Linked DNA regions of Mus musculus: regions 2, 3 and 4 are each linked to region 1. The links are chromatin loops, found by intact Hi-C in ENCODE. Cell type or tissue: gastrocnemius. All regions are shown on one strand.

What was found. A loop is a pair of places that touch in the nucleus more often than their neighbours do. Peaks named below come from ENCODE experiments on the same cell type or tissue, not always from the same donor. Only the 100,000 strongest peaks of a DNase experiment are listed, where the experiment ranks them.
Region 2: a loop joins it to region 1, with 2.6 times the contacts of the local background. A loop is called at or near these places in 3 of 42 quality-filtered maps.
Region 3: it touches region 1 in a loop (2.4-fold over the local background); 10 of 42 quality-filtered maps call a loop at or near these places.
Region 4: a loop joins it to region 1, with 4 times the contacts of the local background. A loop is called at or near these places in 15 of 42 quality-filtered maps.

Annotation. Positions count from the first base shown.
Region 1 is chr1:36,499,054-36,504,053 of GRCm38, forward strand. Cnnm4 (cyclin M4) reads left to right here. Exons shown (of 7, transcript NM_033570.2): 4 at 358-527; 5 at 832-928. Among named protein-coding and RNA genes, the nearest start is that of Cnnm3, 10 kb to the right of the region's middle. In gastrocnemius, no CTCF peak of the experiment used is centred here; a DNase peak (open chromatin) is centred at 2,431.
Region 2 is chr1:36,341,224-36,346,223 of GRCm38, forward strand. It overlaps Kansl3 (KAT8 regulatory NSL complex subunit 3), which reads right to left. Exons shown (of 22, transcript NM_001310513.1): 16 at 4,615-4,806; 17 at 4,162-4,243; 18 at 3,693-3,823; 19 at 2,847-2,956; 20 at 2,450-2,672; 21 at 2,028-2,161. Among named protein-coding and RNA genes, the nearest start is that of Mir6898, 5.0 kb to the right of the region's middle. In gastrocnemius, no CTCF peak of the experiment used is centred here; a DNase peak (open chromatin) is centred at 2,519.
Region 3 is chr1:36,432,738-36,437,737 of GRCm38, forward strand. The region is part of intron 4 of Lman2l (lectin, mannose-binding 2-like); the gene reads right to left. Among named protein-coding and RNA genes, the nearest start is that of Lman2l, 10 kb to the right of the region's middle. In gastrocnemius, no CTCF peak of the experiment used is centred here; no DNase peak of the experiment used is centred here.
Region 4 is chr1:36,321,485-36,326,484 of GRCm38, forward strand. It overlaps Arid5a (AT rich interactive domain 5A (MRF1-like)), which reads left to right. Exons shown (of 7, transcript NM_001172205.1): 7 at 1-2,545. Among named protein-coding and RNA genes, the nearest start is that of Arid5a, 16 kb to the left of the region's middle. In gastrocnemius, CTCF peaks have their summits at 484 (motif pointing left) and 2,730 (motif pointing right); a DNase peak (open chromatin) is centred at 2,737; H3K4me3 peaks cover 300 bases; H3K27ac peaks cover 2,141 bases.

The DNA of each region.
Region 1 (5,000 bases):
AGAGTAGTAATTGTAGGAACACTTAATTAACATGCACCAGCCAAGAATACTCTACCTGTGGTGCCACTTAAGCATGAGACCACCCAGGGAAGTCGTGTCCCTATCTCCCTGATGAGAAAATGGAGACATGTAAGTTCAGTAGTCTGCCAAAGGGCATGACTGCTCTACTGGAGCTGTGGAAGCTGGCTGATGCCATCTAAGCCGCAGAAGCCAAGCGTGGTACTTCCCAGGGAGGTGCAGGCTGAAGAAATGGCCCAAGCAGGGAGGAAGCCATTCTAGTACAGAGTGGCGTGGTCACGTCCATGTTGGCTGCCTGTCCCGGGCGGGCACCTGTGAAGTCCTGTCTCTCTCCTGCAGAGGTGCCCCAGTTTAGCCCCTCTCTGATGTCAGAGAAGATCCTGCTCCGGCTGCTCAAGTACCCCGACGTCATTCAGGAGCTCAGGTTCAATGAGCACAACAGGTACTGCGTTCGCCACTACCTGTACACCCGGAACAAGCCGGCCGATTGCTTCGTCCTCATCCTGCAGGTGAGCCTCGGACCCAAGGCCTGAGTGTGCAGGCCACTCACGCCTCCCCACACCTGCACCTCGCCTTCTGGTGAACCACGAGAGAGTCTACGGCCTACCCTTGAATGTGCTTGCTCCAGGTTGTGTGTCATCTCCGAGAGGCCACTCTTGTGCCCACAGGTCAAGCCCTTGAATGCTGCAGGGCACTGTGGCCAAGCGTTTATGGCTCTGTTGTGTGCTCTGCCCTGCTTTAGCCCCTCTCCTGTTGCCACACAGGCCTCGCACCATCTCAAGCCACGCTAACCTTAACCCTATGTTCTTTCAGGGGAAGGTGGAGGTAGAAGCAGGCAAGGAGAACATGAAGTTTGAGACGGGCGCCTTCTCGTACTATGGAACCATGGCACTCTCCGTGGCACCCCCAGGTGAGTTGTGGGCCAGGTCCCTGGAGCTCTCTGATACTTGCAAAGTAAGGGCCCTCCCTGGATGGCTCAGAGCAGAAGGAGGCGGGAAGGACCAGAGTTGCCGGGCCTAAGGGAACAGAATGGCCTCTTAACTGTTGGAAGGCTGAGGGACAAGAGAGGAGCAGAGGGTGTCCTGAAGCAGCAGAGGACCAGCTGCTGCGGGAAGGTCTGCAGTCAGGGGCGGTCGGGAGCCGGGCAGCTCATGAGCTTTAGGAATGAAAGGGAGCCCCTGCCTTTGACTTCGGACATCGTGGTGAGATTAGGATGGAGCCACTGGCGTATCATAACTAAGGCATCCGGGTAGGATGGGGGACACAAAGGGCTGCGTGACGCCTGGGGAGTTGGGAGACTGGTATTGGGTGGTAGCTGGCTCAGAGCTGATTTGCCTGGGAAAGTTGTAGATGACTTTCTCAGGGCCTCAGTGACTGCATTTTGGTCAGATTTGGGCAGGCATTGGGATCTGGGTCCCCCAAGGATGACCTCTGGTCCTGGGTGGCTCCGGAGGACATTTTGGGGAAGGGTAGAACCTCACATTCTAGCAGGTCTCAACAACAGTCTTCCCCCATGTGAGAACTCTGACCTTGGCAGGGGTGTGCCAGCTTGCTGCAGGGGGAAGAATGAAAGGCACGCTTGGTGCGTAGAACAGGCTATGCCAGGAGGTGTCTGCTGTAGCTCTTGGGATTCCTGTGCCACGCTTGTCCCTTTGACAAGAAGCTCCCAGTGCACAGGGCCAGGGCATCCGTGAATATCACACAGGTTAACCACTACATCCTCTGCCCATGCATTAGGATGAGCTGGGGTGTTAGGCTCCTGGAGTCAAGATGGAGGGCAAACAAGCCGAGCTCTAGAGCAGATGTACCTTGACTGCACCTGTCATGTCTTAACAGAGACTGAGCTGCCCCTGCCAGAGCATCCTTGTCTTGTTGCTTGGGAAGTTTTGGTTTTTTGGAATGGCCTTGCTCTGTAACTGGCCTGGGACTCTTTTTCCTCCTGCCTTAGCCTCCTGATGCTGAGATTGTAGATACCAGCTGATGTTTACTGTAGGTACCAGCTAATGTTTGGGGAGATCTTGTTCAGAAGGGCTTGAGGGGCTGCTCCCAGTGCTGATGAACAGTGGCTGGAAGCCAGGCACATCTGTATACAGTTCCTTGGTCTATCCTGAAGCCAGGCACTTCTGCATACAGCTCCTTGGTCTATTCTTACCCCCAGCACCGTTCTTATCTAAGTGTGTCCCTTAGATGGGACTCTGGCCCACTCCCACCCTACCCTGCTTGAAGTAGCCTGAGACCCATCAAATCTTCCTCTCCATCCTGTTCCTGGGGCCTGTGACCCCTCCAGGTCACTGATTTCCTCCTCTGTTGCTTCAGTGCCTCCTGTGCAGGCTGGGTGTTCAACAGGCAAACTGAACTCCCTGCTCTCCTGGCTCTCAGGTAATGGGGCATGCTAGAGAAACGCACAGCGCCACCTGTTGCTAGAGCTTTGTACTGCAGCTGCACTAATGGCTCCCTTAGGAACCTGGGGACTTAGAATCTAGCCTGACTCTTAATAAGTATTGTCTCTACGTGGCCTAGAGTTCACTTTCTGAATGGGTCTGCCACAGTCCTGGAGGGGCCATTCCAAAGGTCCATCAGTCCAGGAGAAAGAATTACCCAGCAGAAACACAGTCGCATGCACTGCCCAGGTGAATAGGGGGATTATTCCATACAAAGCCAGGTGAGCACGCTCAGCCTGAAGAAACAGCCCAGTGGCTGACACCCTGCTCCAGCCCATTCACATGCCTCTACAGGATGGCATGCCAGCCCCTCAGCTTTCTTAGCTTTCTTCAAGCCTAAGGAGTGAGGCTACCGCCCCAGTCAGCCCGTCCCTCTGAATCTGTATCTGCTGTTCTTAACTAAGCCCCATCCCTGTCTTCCTCTCACTCGGAACATGGGACTAACACTGTCTCCAGTTAAGAGCTTTGGGGCAGTGAGAGCGAGAGCTGATATAGAAGATAATGGGGTCCAACTGTGATATCCCTCTTTTCTCTGTAACAGCTAGAAGGGGACATTCCCATCAGCAGCTACTCAGGGAAAAGCCACGTGCCAGGTGCTGTTCCTGGCCTTGGCCTCGCCAGGAACCATGGGAGCAGTTAGAGACATTGAGCTTGAACCCTCACATGCACTGCAACCAAAGGGATGTGGGAAGGAGCTGGCCACCCTCATATTCTGACCAAGCTGGGGAGCCAGCCCTGCATGGGTCAGGACCAACTCAGGACACACTCACACACACACACACACACACACTCACACATGCTAGACAAGTATCTACTACTGAGCTACATACCTAGCCACCCAGCCCCTCAATTTTTATTTTCTTTGTTTCTTGTTTTTATCACTATACTTGATTGCTCTTATTCTTTTTCTTTTTTAAGATTTTGTTTGTTTGTTTGTTTGTTTTTCGTTTTTCGAGACAGGGTTTCTCTGCAGCCCTGGCTGTCCTGGAACTCACTTTGTAGACCAGGCTGGCCTCAAACTCAGAAATCCGCGCCTGCCTCTGCCTCCTGAGTGCTGGGATTAAAGGCATGCACCACCACTGCCCGGCTTTATTTATTCATTTTTATGTGAGTACATTGCCTCAGACACACCAGAAGAGGACATCGGACCCCACTACAGATGGTTGTGAGCCACCATGCGGCTGCTGGGAATTGAACTCAGGACCTCTGGAAGAGCAGTCAGTACTCTTAACCACTGAGCCCTATTTTTTGAAAGTTTTATTTCTGTATGTATTTTACGTATATGGGTACTTTGCCTGAATGTACATCTGCACACCATGAGACAGCCTCAGACAGTTGTGAGCTGCTGTGTGCGTGCTGGGAATTGAATTCAGGATCTTCAGAAGAACAGTGAGTGCTCTTACCCACTGAGCATTGCTCCAGCCCTGATCTTTACCTTCATTATGTGAACTTTTCTCTTAAAGTTTCTCAGTATACCACATTACTCTGACTCCCTGTCTTAAAATAATAAGATGGTGACGTAGTTGTCACTCACTGATTTGAGCCTCCCTCCCTCTCCTGTTCTTATTGTTTCATGGGTGGTCAGTATTTTATGCACCCGTAGCCTGAATCCTGGTGTTTGCATCTAAAATGGACACTCCTCTGTAAATTGCCATCAGGGTCAGGCGAGAAGACTCGGAAGTGACAGTTCTTGCCTGAGCTCAGTCCCCAGAATCCATGTGGAATGAGACAGCTGGCTCCTGAAAGCTGTCCTCTGACCTCCATGAGTGCACACAGTACACACATGCATATTCGTGCATGCACATGCACAAATTAAAAGGTAAATATAAAGGGACTGGAAAGACAGCTCAGTAATTAACTGCTCTTCCCGAGGTTCAATTCTCAGCACCCAACCATCTGTAATGGGATCTGATGCCTTCTTCTGGCTTGTAGGTGTACATGCAGACAGAACACAAAATGTGTCTTTTTTTTTTTATTTAAAAATATAAAGATCAGGGCTCCATAGTTGAGAAGAGTGCTAACTGCTTTTGTAGAGTGTATAGGTCCAGTCCCCAGCAGCCACATGGCGCCTGACAATGATCACTTTTTTTTTTTTAAGACTAGGTCTTATTCTGTAGCCCATAATGGCTTGGAGCTCATTATGTAGCCCAGGCTGGTTATGCATGCATGTAGCACTGGGAACTTTAAATTCAGTTCTTGGGACACTCAGCGCTAGAGCTTTTGGCTAGTATGTTCTAGGCCCAGGGTTTGATACCCAGTACCGTAGTAAACAAAAAAATCCAGCCCCTGTTGTTGTGGTAGTCTTAACTAAGGAAGAGCTTATCATTCAAATACCTTGAAATGTTTTAAATTTATTACAATTATTTGCATGTATATGTGTGCAAGCAAGTGTGCACAGGCGCATGTGGGCGGTCAGAGGACAGCTTGTGGGAGTCCGTTCTCTCCTTCCACCCTGTGGTCCAGGGAATGGAACTCAGGTGGTTAGGCTTGGTGGTGAGTGTGAAAATATTAAGTAATAATGCTAGTATTCCTTCTCTCCCT
Region 2 (5,000 bases), 160 kb before region 1:
GAAATGAAGAGTCAAATGTAGGGCAGTCTATGCTGCCCTTCTAAAGGGAAACTTGTAAACAACAAACAAACAAACAAACAAAGATGGCTGGGCATATTCTAGCAGATGTGGGTAATCTCAGTCAGTTTGAGGCCAGCCTGGTTTACATTATCAAACTCCAGACCAGCCAGAGCTATATACAATGAGACCCTATCTCAAAAGAAAAATTTTTAGCTGTATGCATATAATTCTAGCTATTTGGGAGGCTGAAGTAGAATGATCACAGCCTTGAGGCAAACCTGAGCAATTCAGCAAGACCCTGTCTTAAAAAATAAATCAAAACGGGAACTGGGGAGATGGCACGGTAGGCTAAGCACTGAGTCGGCCTGAGGGCCTGACTTCAGGTTCCTGCTCATACAACACTTACGGTGAGCACCTGCACTCCTGGAGGCCTGAGGTCTGCCCAACCCTAGCAGACACGACAAGTTCCAGAGTCACTGAGAGATCCTGTCTCCAAAACTACAGTGGAGAAGTGAATGAGAAAGATAACCCCAATGCTAAGCTCTGGCACTAGCACACAAGTTACACACAGACATACACCACAGACAGACAGACACACACCATACAAGATCCAGAAATAGAAGTTAAAAGCCAAATGTTGAATAGAAAGCTAAAATGGGCTGGGCATGGTGGCGCACGCCTTTAATCCCAGCACTCGGGAGGCAGAGGCAGGCGGATTTCTGAGTTCGAGGCCAGCATGGTCTACAAAGTGAGTTCCAGGACAGCCAGGACTATACAGAGAAACCCTGTCTCGAAAAACCAAAAAAAAAAAAAAAAAAAAAAAAAGATAAAATGGCTTGGACTAGAGCTCTGGCAGGCAGTGTTTGCCTAGTCCGCATGGGACGCTGGGTTAAATCCTAAGTATTATACAAGGAACTGGAGGAAGTGACACACATGTACCTGTAACTGGAGAATTCAGGAGGTGCAGAAACGAGGACCAGGAGTTCAAGGCAATCCTTAGTTACATATTAAATTCAGGACCAGCCTGGGCCTGATCCTCTCAAAAAATATAATATGCAAAGGTGGATGAGATGGCTCAGTATTTAAAAGCACTTGCAGTTCCTGCAAAGGGTCATAATTTGGTACCTGGCACCAACATGGCAGCTTACAATTGTTCTTATTAACTCCAATTCCAAAGGATGTGGAGCCCTCTTCAGACCTCTGAAGGTCCCAGGAATGCACACATACATATGCAGACAAAACTCATACACAAAAAATAAGAATAATAAAATAAAGGCAATCTACTGACCAGGATAAAGCATAAGAAACCACGTAACAGAAAAAGGATTAACATAAAACCAGTGTTTGTTTTACTGTATGTAAAAACTCACATTGAAGTGACCAAGATCCAACTCTAAAAAGTCGTCCTCTAATCCCCACCTATGATCTAGGGTTTTTTTGTTGCTGTTTTTCCCTAACTTGACACAGCTAGAGTTATCTGGAAAGAGGAACCGTAACTGACAAAGGGCTTCCATAATCACACTGCATATGTGTAACCAGCAGAGCACTGACGGGGGAGGGCTCAGCTCACCAGAAGCACTGCCGCTCCTGGGCAGGTGGTCCTGGGGGTATAAGAAAGCAAGGTGAATCGCTAAGAGGAATCGACTGCTACTTCCTGGGTAACCCTAAAGATAGCAATGAAGACATGGTCCAAGAGTCAGCCTCTACTGATAAGGTCTGAATGATGAAACCAAGAAAGGGAGGAGAAAGGGAAGAAGAGAGAAATACTCAGAAACATTCTACCCAGTCACGGATGCCCTTGGAGCTTCACCATCTCAATCCTCACAACAGACAGTTTTACAGAGAAGGAAAATCAAAGAGGTCCTGCCTTGCTCAAAGTGACAAGGCTAGAAACTCAGAGTCCAAATGTGAATCTGGTCTGCCAACAAGTTCAGCGCAATGGCAGGTGTGGTCAACACTGTGGCCAGCCCCACATTTACCTAGGACTGGAACCTGCTCACTTCCTGGGTCTGCCCAGGCCAACTCACCTGTGAACTAGATGGTAGCATCTGGGAGTTGGGCTCCTCGGACGGCGTTGCCCCTGACCCCATAGGGCTTAGCGTGGTAATTCTGCTTGGCTGGCCACGCAGCGTCAGAGTAATGGTGGTGGGGACCTTTAAGCCTAAGTAAGAGACAGACAGACAGAGAGAAAGTTAGGAAGACAGGGTACTGATTTCTAGCCTCTACTTTCAGGTAACAGTTTCTTCCCAAAACAGCATCTTGGCTTTCTTCCTGGGCAGGTAGGTCTACGCTGTCAGTAAATTTGAAGGGCTCCAGTCTGTGTTCTCTAGACCTTTCTGAGGGCAGGTTCCACAGAGCTGAATCCAAGAATCAAGGAAAGTTCACCTTGCCTATCTAAGACCTGGAAATACCCAGAACTGGAAGTCCCCATCATTTTCATGGCACTTACCTGATGCTTGGTTGGAAATCTGAGCCAAGCCAGGTAGGCTGCTTGCCAACTTAGCGAGGCTCCCATTGGTCAGCAGCTGGTGGATGGCAGTGGGCTTCCCACCAGGAGTGGCACCCAAGGAGGAGAGAGTGGTGGCCACAGGGATGGTACGGACAATGGTGCTCGTGCCTGTGGTGATGGCACCCAGACTCTGCATGGGGGTTGGCAATTTCACACTGGTGGCCTATTGGACACAAGCAGATGATTAGAAGTTACCACCCAACAATAACACCAGAGCCTGCAGAGCCCACTCAGCACATGGCAAGCAAGGTACTCTTCCAGGATTTTTATTATCTTTATATTATCCCTCCCATAAGAAGTTCTTATCCCACACTACCCAGTACAGCAGATGATATACCTGTGGGGCTGGCCCTGGGGAGGGACTTCCTGGGAGGCCAGAGGTCTTGCTGCTAATATCCTGTAAGCTGAAGCTGAGGCCCTGGAGGAGGCTGCTGGCTGAAGCGGTCCCTAGGAGAGGACATGGCAGATGCAGCAGACATCAGTCCCGGGTATTACCCACAAGCAGCCTATAGCACTTTCATCCTACAACAACCTAAGCTTGCCCTTAAGCACTACCCTGCCCTCAGAAAGATACCAGGAAAGCCTTCCCAGCACACACAGAAGTTACTACACAAGGACAGGTGCTATGCCAGACACTGCCTTGGATTTACTTTTCCAACCTGTTCTAAGCCAGCAGTCCTGCACTTTGTACAGAAAAACGGAGAGCTTGAATCTCACTTTTCAGAAACACAAATTCAATTACTTCTACAGAAAAGAAAGAATAAAGCAAGTGGATTCTGATACCTGACCACATTACATATAGTCCAACAACCTGAAAGTAAAATCTTAAGGGAGAGGTAATTCAGCAATGTCCTAACCCATGGTACCGGCAATCAGCCCTTCCAGGCAGGCTAGGCTCAGAAAAAGTAGATATCAAAGAGGTAAAACACATCTCACTTTGCTGAAGTTCAGTTCAGCACCACCTCCAGCTTTATCTAGTTGGAGGTATGAAAAAGAAGAAACAACACAGGCAACTGTCTATCCTCACAGTAAAGGACACAGCCCCTACAGACAGTAAAGACAAGCTAATTCCAGTTCCCGTTAGCTTCTGCTACCACTGGGAGAGCAGAGCTACTCTTTCTCGCTCCAGTTCCAGAACTGGTCTAAGACCACCCCCTGCAGCAGCAGATCCAAGACAAGATACCTGGAAGGGAGCTGCCTGGAGAAGTGGCCACCAAGCGGCTCTGCAGCGTGTGGATAGCATTAGGTGTGGCACTGCTGGAAGCCACAGATGGGGTTGTGCTGGCTGTACCTCCACCTTCAGAAGAACTTGACCTGGAAATAAAGGAAGGAGCCCTGTTATCCAAAGAGCAGCAGCCCACAGCCACAAGGGGTATCCCGAGTGAAGTCCGTCCGTCAGGCAAGGAAGAATCTTTGGTTTCTGTTTCAGTTCCTAAGCCCCACCTCTATCCTTCTAAAAGCCAGGCCTAAATGAAAGAACTCAAGTCCTGGGTAAAGTCAGTGGATGCTCTGTCAGAAAGAAAGCTCCCAATCAGAAAAAAGTCACATGCCTACAACTGACTCTAGAATATCTCAACTTCCCTGAAGACCAAACGAAGCAGAAGTTGAGTGAACAGGAGGAAGACTAGGAGAGCAAAGGCAGACAGACTCACTTGGCTGTAGTGAGAAGTCCAGTGAGTTCCTTGGCTCCTGCTGAAGCTCCCAGGGTCATGGTGATGGGCTTCCCTCCGGCAGCTGCAGAATAACCAAGACCAAAGTTCAGTCCTAACTTGCCCCTAAACCAAGGCTGAATTTAAGATGGAAAATGAAAAAGAACAGCTATGCTATTCAGGGACAGCTGGGGTTCTTCTCTTCCTTCCTTCCATTTTTTAAGCTGTCTATTACCTTAATTAAAACCCCAAATGGACAAAGTGTATAATGTTCTAAATGGCCCCACAAGTACTCTGATATTGTCTCCCTTCTTGAGACAGGTGACTACCACTTTCCACCATGTGTGACCTCAGACCATCTCTGTTCCAGGTGACCATTGACTGACAGAGGCTGGGTTGCCTGCCAAGCCTGGGAACGCTGATCAGCCTTTATCAAAGACAGCACAAAAGACTCACCTTCAGGTGTTCCACCTTGAGAAAGAGTGCAAGGTCCTCCAACTGTGTCCCCTTGGGAGATCAGGGACACTTTGATCTTTGGTCGCTTGGAAGGCTTTGCTCCAGGAAGAGGACTGGAAGAATGGTGCCTCTTAAGCTGGACCCGAAGCTCTTCTTTCTCTATGTCCTCCACTGATTCTGATGAAATGGGAACTAAGAAACAGAGCTGAGGTAAGATCTTCTATAACTTATAAATACCACAAGCCAAGCCATCCAGAAGAGACATGTGGAAGTTGCACAGGAAAAGGGACACAGGTACAGGTTGTCCCACCCATTGGGGACCTGACTTGGAATATCTCAGAGATAACTCAGCCTATCTCAGTTGCCCTGGAGTAGGGAGACAAGGG
Region 3 (5,000 bases), 66 kb before region 1:
TCACCAACTAGCACAAGGGAGCCCCTCTTCTGGGGCAGTGATTCCCAACCTAAGCCTGCTACAAACTGCCAAGCTGTGCCTAACGCTAGATGTGAAGAAAGGGGTGGGAAGAGGAGCCGCACAGCAGCTACTGCCACGCTGGCATCCACCTAGGGGGTAAGTAGCAGCAGTCATTAAGGGGACATGCCTTCAGTGCTCTCAGGCCTGCGAGCCAGCACCACCATCTTCCTTGCTAACTCACTTCGTTTACTTATTTAGCAGGGAGAGGTCAGGGGACAGCTTGAGGGAGCCGGTTCTCTCCTTTCACCTTTTGGGTCCTGGAGATCAAACTCACTTGGTGACAGGTACCTTTAACAGTCGAGCCACCTGTGAGCCAGTGTCCTCACTTCACAGGCAAGAAATCTCATGAGAGAAAACACTGGTATTCAGGAATGTACTTAAGGTCTGAGACCAAGTGGTTCGCTCCAGAGCCCTGACTGAGTCACAGTGTATGACCAGTCTATCTGTCATCATAAAGGAAGTCTCAGCAAGTATAGTGGATACCTATGCTCCCAGGACTGCTACAGTTACAGACCAGGATACAAAGTAAGACCCTGCCTATTTTAAATAAGCCGAAGTTTAAAGCATACTTTTTTTTAAAGGAAAAGTCAGGTATGTAAAGAGCATACCTAAGCAGGAACTCTAAAGCACAAAGACAGACTGCAAAGTGGCTCCAAATTAAAGACTAAGAGAGGGCAGCGAGATGGCTCAATGGGGAAAGGGCCTTGCTGCCAAGCCTGACAACCAGTTTGAGCCCTGGGACCCAGAGGGTGGAAGGAGAGAACCAACTCTAGCAAGTTGTCCTCTGACCTCTACATGCATGCACTCTACCCCATACACAAAATAAGTGAGAGAGAGAGAATGTATGTTCCTTGGGTTTTCTTCTGCTAAAAGCACATCAAGGAGCATTAAGGATACCCACGTGGAGCTGAAGACTAGTAGCAGTGAGCTCAGCATTTTTAACTCCTCTGTTTTTTGACCATTATGCTAGGAATAGTTCTTGCTGTTTTAGGAAAAACACAGTGCATTTGGGGTTAAGGAGGCAAAGTTCAACAATTACTCTTAGCTAGTTGAGAAGAAAATGCTCACGTGTGAGCAAGTGTGTGCATGCCCGGGGCATATAAAGGACACAGGCTGGGGGCAAAGTGGTACATGACTATAATCCCAGCTACTCAAGAGGCTGAGGCAGGAACAATACCTAGGACCAGAAGTTTGATACCAGCCTGGGTAGTATCAGTAGGGTATATTCTAGAACTCTCTAACAGATTAACAATCTATAAATTTGAAACTTTTATCAAAATAATGATTTATCTGGATCTGACATCCATCAGATCTTAAACTCCCAGCTTCATAACTATGTCTTTAGACAGCTGCTATATGATGCGACCTTTTCATTTGTAAAAAGATGCCTATACAGATTTGCCTTCTTCCCCGCTCTGGATTTTCTGTAGCAACAGAACAAATGACTTCTCTACTAGGTGCTGCTAGGAGGCAGCCTCCTCTTGAGCTGTGCACATGAGTCCTCAATGCCACTGGCCCTACAATGCTCTTCAGCTAGTCTTTCATGCAGGAACAGAAAGGAAACCCGAGTATCTAAGCAGAATCTATACTCCTCAGAGCAGGCAATAAAGCTAAGACACACGACTCTGTCAGCACCAAACCCCATTGGCCTCCTACAAGGTGACTCTGACCTCAGCTCTCAGCTCCTCAAAGGCTGTGGAAAAAGGGGTACTTCCAGGCCCCTAAACAATGCTTATATACTTGAGCATCATCATCTAAGAAACTTTAAAAAAAAAAAGGTGTCACATCTAAGCGTTAAAACATGAAAACTTAAGAAGTCAGAGTTCCTTTGAAAAAGATTTCCATAGATGGTGGTAGCACAAGCCTCAGAAGGCAGAGGCAGATGGATCTCTACGTTAGAGGCCAGCCTGGTCTACAGAGCAAATTCCAGGACAGCCAGGGCTGCACGGAGAAACCCTGTCTCAAAAAAAAAAAAAAAGAGAGAGGAGCAGGGGAGATTCCATGGGTCAAAAAAGACCAAGTAAAATTAGTTTATCAAGAGAAGGACTAAGGGAACCCAAGGTATGCATACGTGTGTGCTTGCAGGTCTGTGGTATTATTAGTGTGGGGGGTGGGGGTTAGGTGGGGAGGTGTTAGGGACTGAGTTCTCCACTTTCTGGGCATGAGTTGTATCACTATTTCCTCAGCTTGAAATGTGTTTTGAAGACATTAGTGTTCATTTTCTTCCAGTTAAAAGGAGGAGAATATATATATGTGTGTATGTGTGTGTGTGTATATGTATATATATGTGTGTGTGTGTGTGTGTATACATATATATATGTAAAAATATGGGGACTACCTAGACTACGATATCCAGGCTAGCCTGATCAAGGCAGACTGGGGAGCTGCTAATCTCACTCCTGGCTGCCTCTCCCTCCCATGTGTGAGGCTCAAACACGTCACAGACAAAAAGACAGCCCAGCCTGCCAACAGCTTTGCTCTTCTGTGTTGTCATTCCAGGAAGTCTCTTGCCACTAGACTCTGGTTTCAACTGAACAAAGACATCTGTGCTCCAAGGGTGCTACCAAGTTCTCTGAAGTGTTCACCGACATCTGGGTTCACAGGAGAAAGAAATATGATCTTCAGTTGGATGGGTTCCTCGGGTCAAAGGGCTATGGACTCATCTTTCAACCACATCTAAATCAACAGTGACACAGAGACATCATCCATGGAACACTTGACCCACCCATAGTGGGTTCAGGTAAGTGCTAATTAAGGTGATGATTATCATAACGTCAGAACATTTTTAACCACTCCATAACTCCATGCCCACTGGCAGTCACTCTCACCCTTCCTACTTGAGAGCCCCAGCTCTGGACAACTCTCTCTACCTTGTCTCTGTAGATCTGACCATATTTCACAGGAAAGAGCTCACATGATATGCAAGACTCTTGTGACCCATAGCAATACTTATTTTATCACCGAATATTCCAGCTGATGGACACAAGGTGTTATCAGCGTTTTGACTGCTATGACCATCTGTGCACAAGCCTTTTCGTAGATACTATTATTTCTCTTGGCTACACACACGCAAGGGGATTCACCAGATTAGAGAATCTCTATCTTTAGCCCGCTTTCCAGCTGTATCATTTTACATCCCCACAAGTATCTGTAGGTTCCAAATGACGCCCACATCTCTGCACTCAAATTCTGGTGGCTGTGGGGATCTTACTGTGGTCTCATCTGTGTCTCTCTAAGTTGATGACGGAGGGCATCAGTTCATGTTTACTGGCCATCCATTTATCTTCTTCAGATAAAATCTACTCAGATCATTTGCCTATTATTTTATTAGCTTGTCTTTTTATTAAGTTGTAGTAGTTCTTTGTATGACAGTTCTTTATATATTCCAGCAATGGCTCTCTAGTAAGATTTGCACTTATTTTCCTCCATCCTACAGGTGATTCCACTTTCTAGGTATGCTCTCAGTGCTGGGGCCTGAATCCAGGGTCTTGCACGCATATGGCAAATACTCTTCTGAGCTACACCACCAGCCCTACTCCTGACAGTGTGCTTTGAAGCACATAAGTTATTACTTTTAAAAACTATTTTGAGAGCTGAGCACAGTGGTGCACGCCTTTAATCTCAGCGCTTGAGAGGCAGAGGCAGGCAGATCTCTGAGTTGGAAGCCAACACAATCTAAAAAGCAAGTTCCAGGACAGCCAGGGCTACACATAGAAACCCTGTCTTGAAAAACCAAAAAAGAAAAAAGGACATTTATTTTCGGTGTCTGTGTGTTTTTCCTGCATGCATGTCTGTGCAGCACATGCACACCAACAGATGTCAGAAGAGGGCACGGAGAAGTCAGAAGTAGAGTTATGGACAGTTATGAGCCACCATGTGGGTACTGGGAACTGAAGCTCTACAAGAAGGCCTGGTGCTTCTAACCGCTGAGCCGTCCCTCCAGCCCCAGGTTCCTCCTTCGGTGAAGACCAGTTTCCCTGTGCTTCTTTTTGTCATTTCTGCTTTTGTTACCAAATCTAAGAAGCCAAAATCGCAGAGGCAGAGATTCTGGAGTCAGATCTATGACCTATGTGACCAAGTAAGTTCTGCAGACTTTCTTCTGCTCTTCAGAGTCTTACTCATAGGGCAAGGATGGTAACAGTTGCAACAAAGAGTGCTACAAGTAAATAATAAACTTGGACCAATGCCTGCACCCTTGTGTGAGTAAGCAAAGTAAACCACACCACTGAGAACATACATTTGATTTTATCCTCTGAGACAGCCCCAGTTGGTTGGGTATGGAGAAGACGACAATTTTCTACATTCTCTGGACTGAACAGAAGCTCAAAGAACTGAAATCACACATATGAAAACACCTCTCTTCTCTCAAGAAAGAAATCAATGGGCAGGAAAGCAGTGGATGGCTGGAGGTCTAGCACCACGATGGTGAGCTTCAGGACAGGGAGACCCGACAAACACTGCTACCTTGAACACCACAGCTTCTCTACTCTGTTCATTCACAGGGAAAGAGGAGTAACACTGTGAATGGCCTAACAGCCCAACTAACAACCACTGGGGCACATAGACTCACTGTGACTAGTGTGCCTAAGAGGGAAGAGAAGGAACAGAAACAGTGAAGCTCATGCGGTGCAGAGCCTGCCTGCCTTTCTATCTGAAGCTCTCTACTTCCTTATCCTCACTGTCCCCTCCCAGAATGCCTTAGTACACGCTCTCCCTCATCATGGACCACTGGCTCCTTATCTTGCAAACCTCAATGTAAATGTCTTGCTCTGGAGGAAAGCTCTGCAGCCACCACTACTGCTGTCCCTTCAAGGACAGATGGGTCTACTGTATCCTCTAAAGAGTCCCGGAGTCTCCAGCAATCTCCATTCTACAGAGCACAGAGATGATGCTGGTCTTGCATCTAGCAAGGGTTTGATGGGCCTGGAACAACAAGGAGC
Region 4 (5,000 bases), 180 kb before region 1:
GCCAAGGCCAGAGACAGCAGGTGTCATTGAGGATGTCTGGCTCTGGGAAACGGGTGGCCAGGGAAAGCAGCTGCCTGTGGAAAAGAGCTGGGACACAGGTGTCCTCCAAGACCAGGTAGCTAGAGGGTAAGGGTCCCACTGATGCATCTTGCAACTCCCCACCTTCCTTCTGGAGATACCAGGATGCCAGCCTGAGTATTCAGATGACAAGCCCTGAGCTCCTGGCTACCCCACTGCACCCATGTGCTACCTGTCTGGGAGCTTTTACAGCCCCGTGAGGAGGGATTCTAGGCTAGCAAATGCCCTGGCTGTTGGGCTGTACACTGTGGGGTCAGGTCCCAGGATAGACAGAGGGTACCTTCGTGCGTGCGTGGAAGGATCCCCTTCATCTACAAAGTAACACTAGTCTCAACCTGCTCAAAGGTGGCGTATGACAGACAGCCTGATAATGGTAGCTTGTTCCAAGCTGCAGGAACGGAGCCCTCTGCAGGTTCATCTGGAGAATACACAGCTGGGAGGGTAGGGTGTGTGGCTTTCTGGGTTGTACTCCACTCTGCTTCAGCAAAAACTCTAGAAATGAATGCACATCAGGCTTCCTGGGAAATCTTGGGACTTTGCACCCATGCGCTAGCCCCACATGATTCTCCTTCCTTCTGTGAATGAGAGAACTCAGCTCAGAGGTGACTCCAAACACTGTGGTACACACACCTTCCTATGTTCACTTGTGTCCCTAACAGGTTCCCCCAGAGGACCCACAGGCCAGCAAAGCTCTTGGCGTCTGTGTCCAGGGCATAACTTGTGGTCTGAGCCTACTTCCAAATCATTCGTGACATTTGAGCTAATAATGGTGGGAGGAGGCAGAGGCCACTCTGGTATTTGTGCTGACCCCACCCCTGTCCGTGGTCCTGGCTCATTTCCCTGGAAACAGCTTAAGTGTGATGAGTTGGGCATTCAGTGGGAAATACCTTTGTTTGCCTTGGGTGTCAAAGCATGCTGCCCCTGTAACTGTCTTAGGTGGCATTGGTTAGCATTACATGTGCATCTCCCACACGAGGCAAGTATCACCACCGCCATAGTTGTTTGGTTGGTTGGTTTTCTTGGCTTCTTTTTAAGACAGGATTTCTCTGTGTAGCCCTGGCTGACCTGGAACTTACTCTGTAGACCAGGCTGGTCTCTAATAGAGGTCCACCCTCTGCCTCTACTTGGATTAAAGATATGCACCACCATGCCCAGCAACCACCTCGCCCAGCAACCATCAGAGTTTTAAACCGAATGGCTGGGAATTTTCCTTTGAAGACCTTGCGAATGGCTACAGGAGGTGATGGAGAAACAGCAGCAAGTCCCCGAGGGAGTGGCGAGAGAGTGGGGCCAGGAGCCAGGGGGGCTGTTGGGCAGGGACGGAGGAAGCCAGAGATGACTTAGGCTGCATTTAGAACCTTCTAGTCCAGGAGGCAGTTGGGCTTTTATGTGAAATAAAGAAAGATGGAAGAGAGTCCTGGCTCCCAGATTTGGTTGTTTGCTTTATGGTGCTAGGGATGGAACCCTGGACATTTTTTATGCTCAGCAAGCTCTGATCACTTGCTGCATCCCAGCCCTGGACTCTGGCAAGTGGTAGGTGTGGACACTGGAGACTAGAACAGAGTAGGGAACGTATCCTTGGAGATGGCAGAGTCAACATCTGGACACAGGTCTGGAGATGCTGCGGACACATCTGGCCAGCGTGTCTGTTTATACTGTGAGCAGAGTGAGTGTGGGGGCTGGGCTTGGAGAAGGGAAGCGAGCTAGGCAGTGATCACAGTAGAGCAAAGCCGTCCAAGGGCACAGCCAGGGCACAAGAGCTCGGGTTTCCACTTGACCTTAGCAGCGTGAGTATCATTGCACCTAGGAGGCCGGCTGGACACAATCTCAAGGCAAGGGACAACTAAGCACCACTCCAGTGGGAGCCGAAGTGGCTGCATGAAGGGCATCAACAGAGAACCAGGGAATGAAGTGGGGATGGGGGGAGGGAGTTGGGAACAGTGGGTAAGATCTCTAGACTGCAGATCTTGGTGTGCTGTGGGGACTTGATGGGGTGGGTGCACATGAGAGGCTTGGCTGAATCAGCAGCTATTGGTTGCTGGATGAGCTAGAGCAAGAAGGGGTCAACAGAGCTCAGGCATGGGGGACTTTGAAACAAGGGCAGCGGGCATGCTGGGTGGGCACAGCCGCCAGGGTAAGGTGTGTAGGCACAGGAAAGGAGGTGATGGGGCCTCAGCAAAAAACACAGCACAGGAGGCAAGAAGCAAAGGTTACCTTCCACATGAAGTTGCTGGGCTGGCCAGAGCCTTAGACTGGCAGAATAGACATTAGAGAAGGCCAGAGGCAATGAAAAACTTCATGGCTTTAAAGGAATTTTAAATCAAGAGCAGAGGCTGCCTGGCATGTTTAGATGTGTTTGTTTTCTAGTGTGCTGGATGGAACCCAGAGCCTTGGGTATGCTGGGCAAGTATCCAACACTGAGCTATATCATTTGGTGTTTTTTAAAAAAAAGAATTAACAATATTTGAAACATTTTCTCTTGAATAGCCGTTATTTCTGGCCACAAAGGATGACCTTCCGAATCAGGACCGGGGGTGGGGGGGGGAGCCCATCTATTGCCCATAGTCCTTCAGCTCCTCTTGTGTCGGACCATTAGGGAGCCAGTCCTAGCCAACTGCCCTGGTTCTCACCACTTGAGTCTTGACACTGCTCAGACACTAGGTGGCAGCTGCTGTTCTTCATGGTTACAGATCAAGACCAATTTCCTTAGCTAATGGCTCCAAGAATGTGGCTGCTCAACTCTTCAAAGGGCTTCTGGGCAGGAATGTAGAGCAATCGCTGATCTGGCAGGACCATCGAGGTGGGCAAATATGAGCACAAGCTCCCAAGACTAGGGCCTCACTCGCTGGGGGTTGTTCCTCCGTGTGTGTGTGTGTGTGTGTGTGTGTGTGTGTGTGTGTGTGTGTGTGTGACAGCCGGCTGGCTACCTGTGAGTCTCTGTGTCCTCTGTGATGCAGAATTGAATCTAGAGACCACTAATGAGCAGATGACTACAGAACACACTCCCCATCCTACCAGGGGGCAGCTCAACCTTTTGTGGGGAGCCTCTAGTCCTGGAAGCCACCTGGCCCTGACTGTGAAACTCCCCAAAGGAGGAAAGGCTCTGACATACAAGGAGAGCAAGGAAGAGGCGCTCCCAGTGGGTGTCTTGAAAGAGCAGCTACTTCCCGACCTTACCTTTCCTGAGGCTCTTTCCTACCTCTAAGGTTCTTGGCTTTCTGCTTGGGCCCTGGGGTAGAAAGGAACGGCCAAGAAGCTAGAAGCCAAATAGATTATGACCTATACTTTCCCACAGCCAGTGTGCCAGTGACAATCTTGGGTCCTTTCCTTGCAAGCAATAGAAATGAAGGCTAATGTAGACAAGAGAATTCCCGAGTGGCTCAAAGCATGAGGGACAGCCAAACCCTAGGCCCTGGAGGAAGGACTCAATGTGCATCCTGTGTCACTTGCTTTGCTGATCATCATAACCAAATAATTTCAGAAGTAACTTGAGAGATGGGAGGTTTTGTTGTCTTAGAGTTTTACAGCTGTGAACAGACACCATAACCAAGGCAACTCTTATAAGGACAACATTTAATTGGGGCTGGCTTACAGGTTCAGAAATTCAGTCCATTATCATCATGGTGGGAACATGGCAGCATCCAGGCAGGCATGGTGTAGGAGGAGCTGAGAGTTCTACATCTTCATCTGAAGGATGCTAGCAGAAGACTGGCTTCCAGGCAGCTAGGATGAGAGTCTCACAGCCCATACCCACAGTGACAAACCTACTCCAACAGGGTCACACCTTCGAATAGTGCCATTCCCTGAGCCAAGCATATACAAACCATCACATTTGTTGTTGCCTACATTAGCAGAGGTTTTATTTAGCCCATGGCCACTGGGTGGCAGAACCACAAGACACTGGAAGTTCTTTGTCTTAGGGTAGACAACTGGGGGAGGGGAGGCAAGGGGACAGGAGCAGGGAGAGGGAGAGGGAGAGAACACACAAACCAGGTATAACCTCCAAAGACATGCCCCAATGAGCTACCCCTGCAGCTCTGTTTAAGTAGTAATATTTGAGATCTCCAGAGTGTCTCCTGTCAGCAAATGTTCCCTGAGTTTGTGTCCACTCAGGGGTTAGACCACTAGCAGCAGGCCACGGGTGGGCTCTGTCTCTCACCTTCTCATGGGTTTCAGCTCTGGGTGACCCGTTAGAGGAGAAGCTGACTCTGGGTCTTGAGCTACCTGTGCTAAGGCTCAGAGAAAGTGTATGCCACATGGATCAGAATACTGTGTGGCACCAGGTGCACCCCCCTTTCTCTGGGACTTCTCTGTCTCATCTGTAGTATGGAAGTGAGTCATTTAACCCCAAGAGCCAGGGTATTTAGAGAAAGCCCTCTGTAAACTTAAGTCCTGATGAATGTGAGTCACTACTTCCCTTGCTAGCTTGGCCATGCCTTATCCTGTCCTTTACCTTAGCATTTTGAAACCCATGCATGTGTTCTGACCACTACCCTTTACCTTGCCTTCTGAGTCAGTGACTCTGACTTCTGGATAGTGTCTGGGTCAAGAATGGCAAGCCAACTTTTGTGGTTGTCTGCAGCTCTGGATTGACTCACTGCGAAAGTGATGCAATTGATTAGTAATGTCTGCCAAGGCCCTTGGAAGGGGAGTGGAGGTTCACCTGCCACATCCGTACCATTGTCTGGGGCTTGATGATGGGCTGTCTGATGCAAGTTCCCTGACCTCACTGCCACATCTCAGCCTGGCTCTGGTGGTTTCCCTCCCACAGGAATGAAGAATAGGGAAGCATCACTCGCTTGCACTGGGAGCCCAATCAAGAAAGCCTGGCTTGGATATGGGTTGCCCAGGAGCTACAGTTGAAAGCCTGGGTAATAGTCAGGGAGGGAACCTCTAGGGGAAAGCTGTTCAAAAGAGCTCAG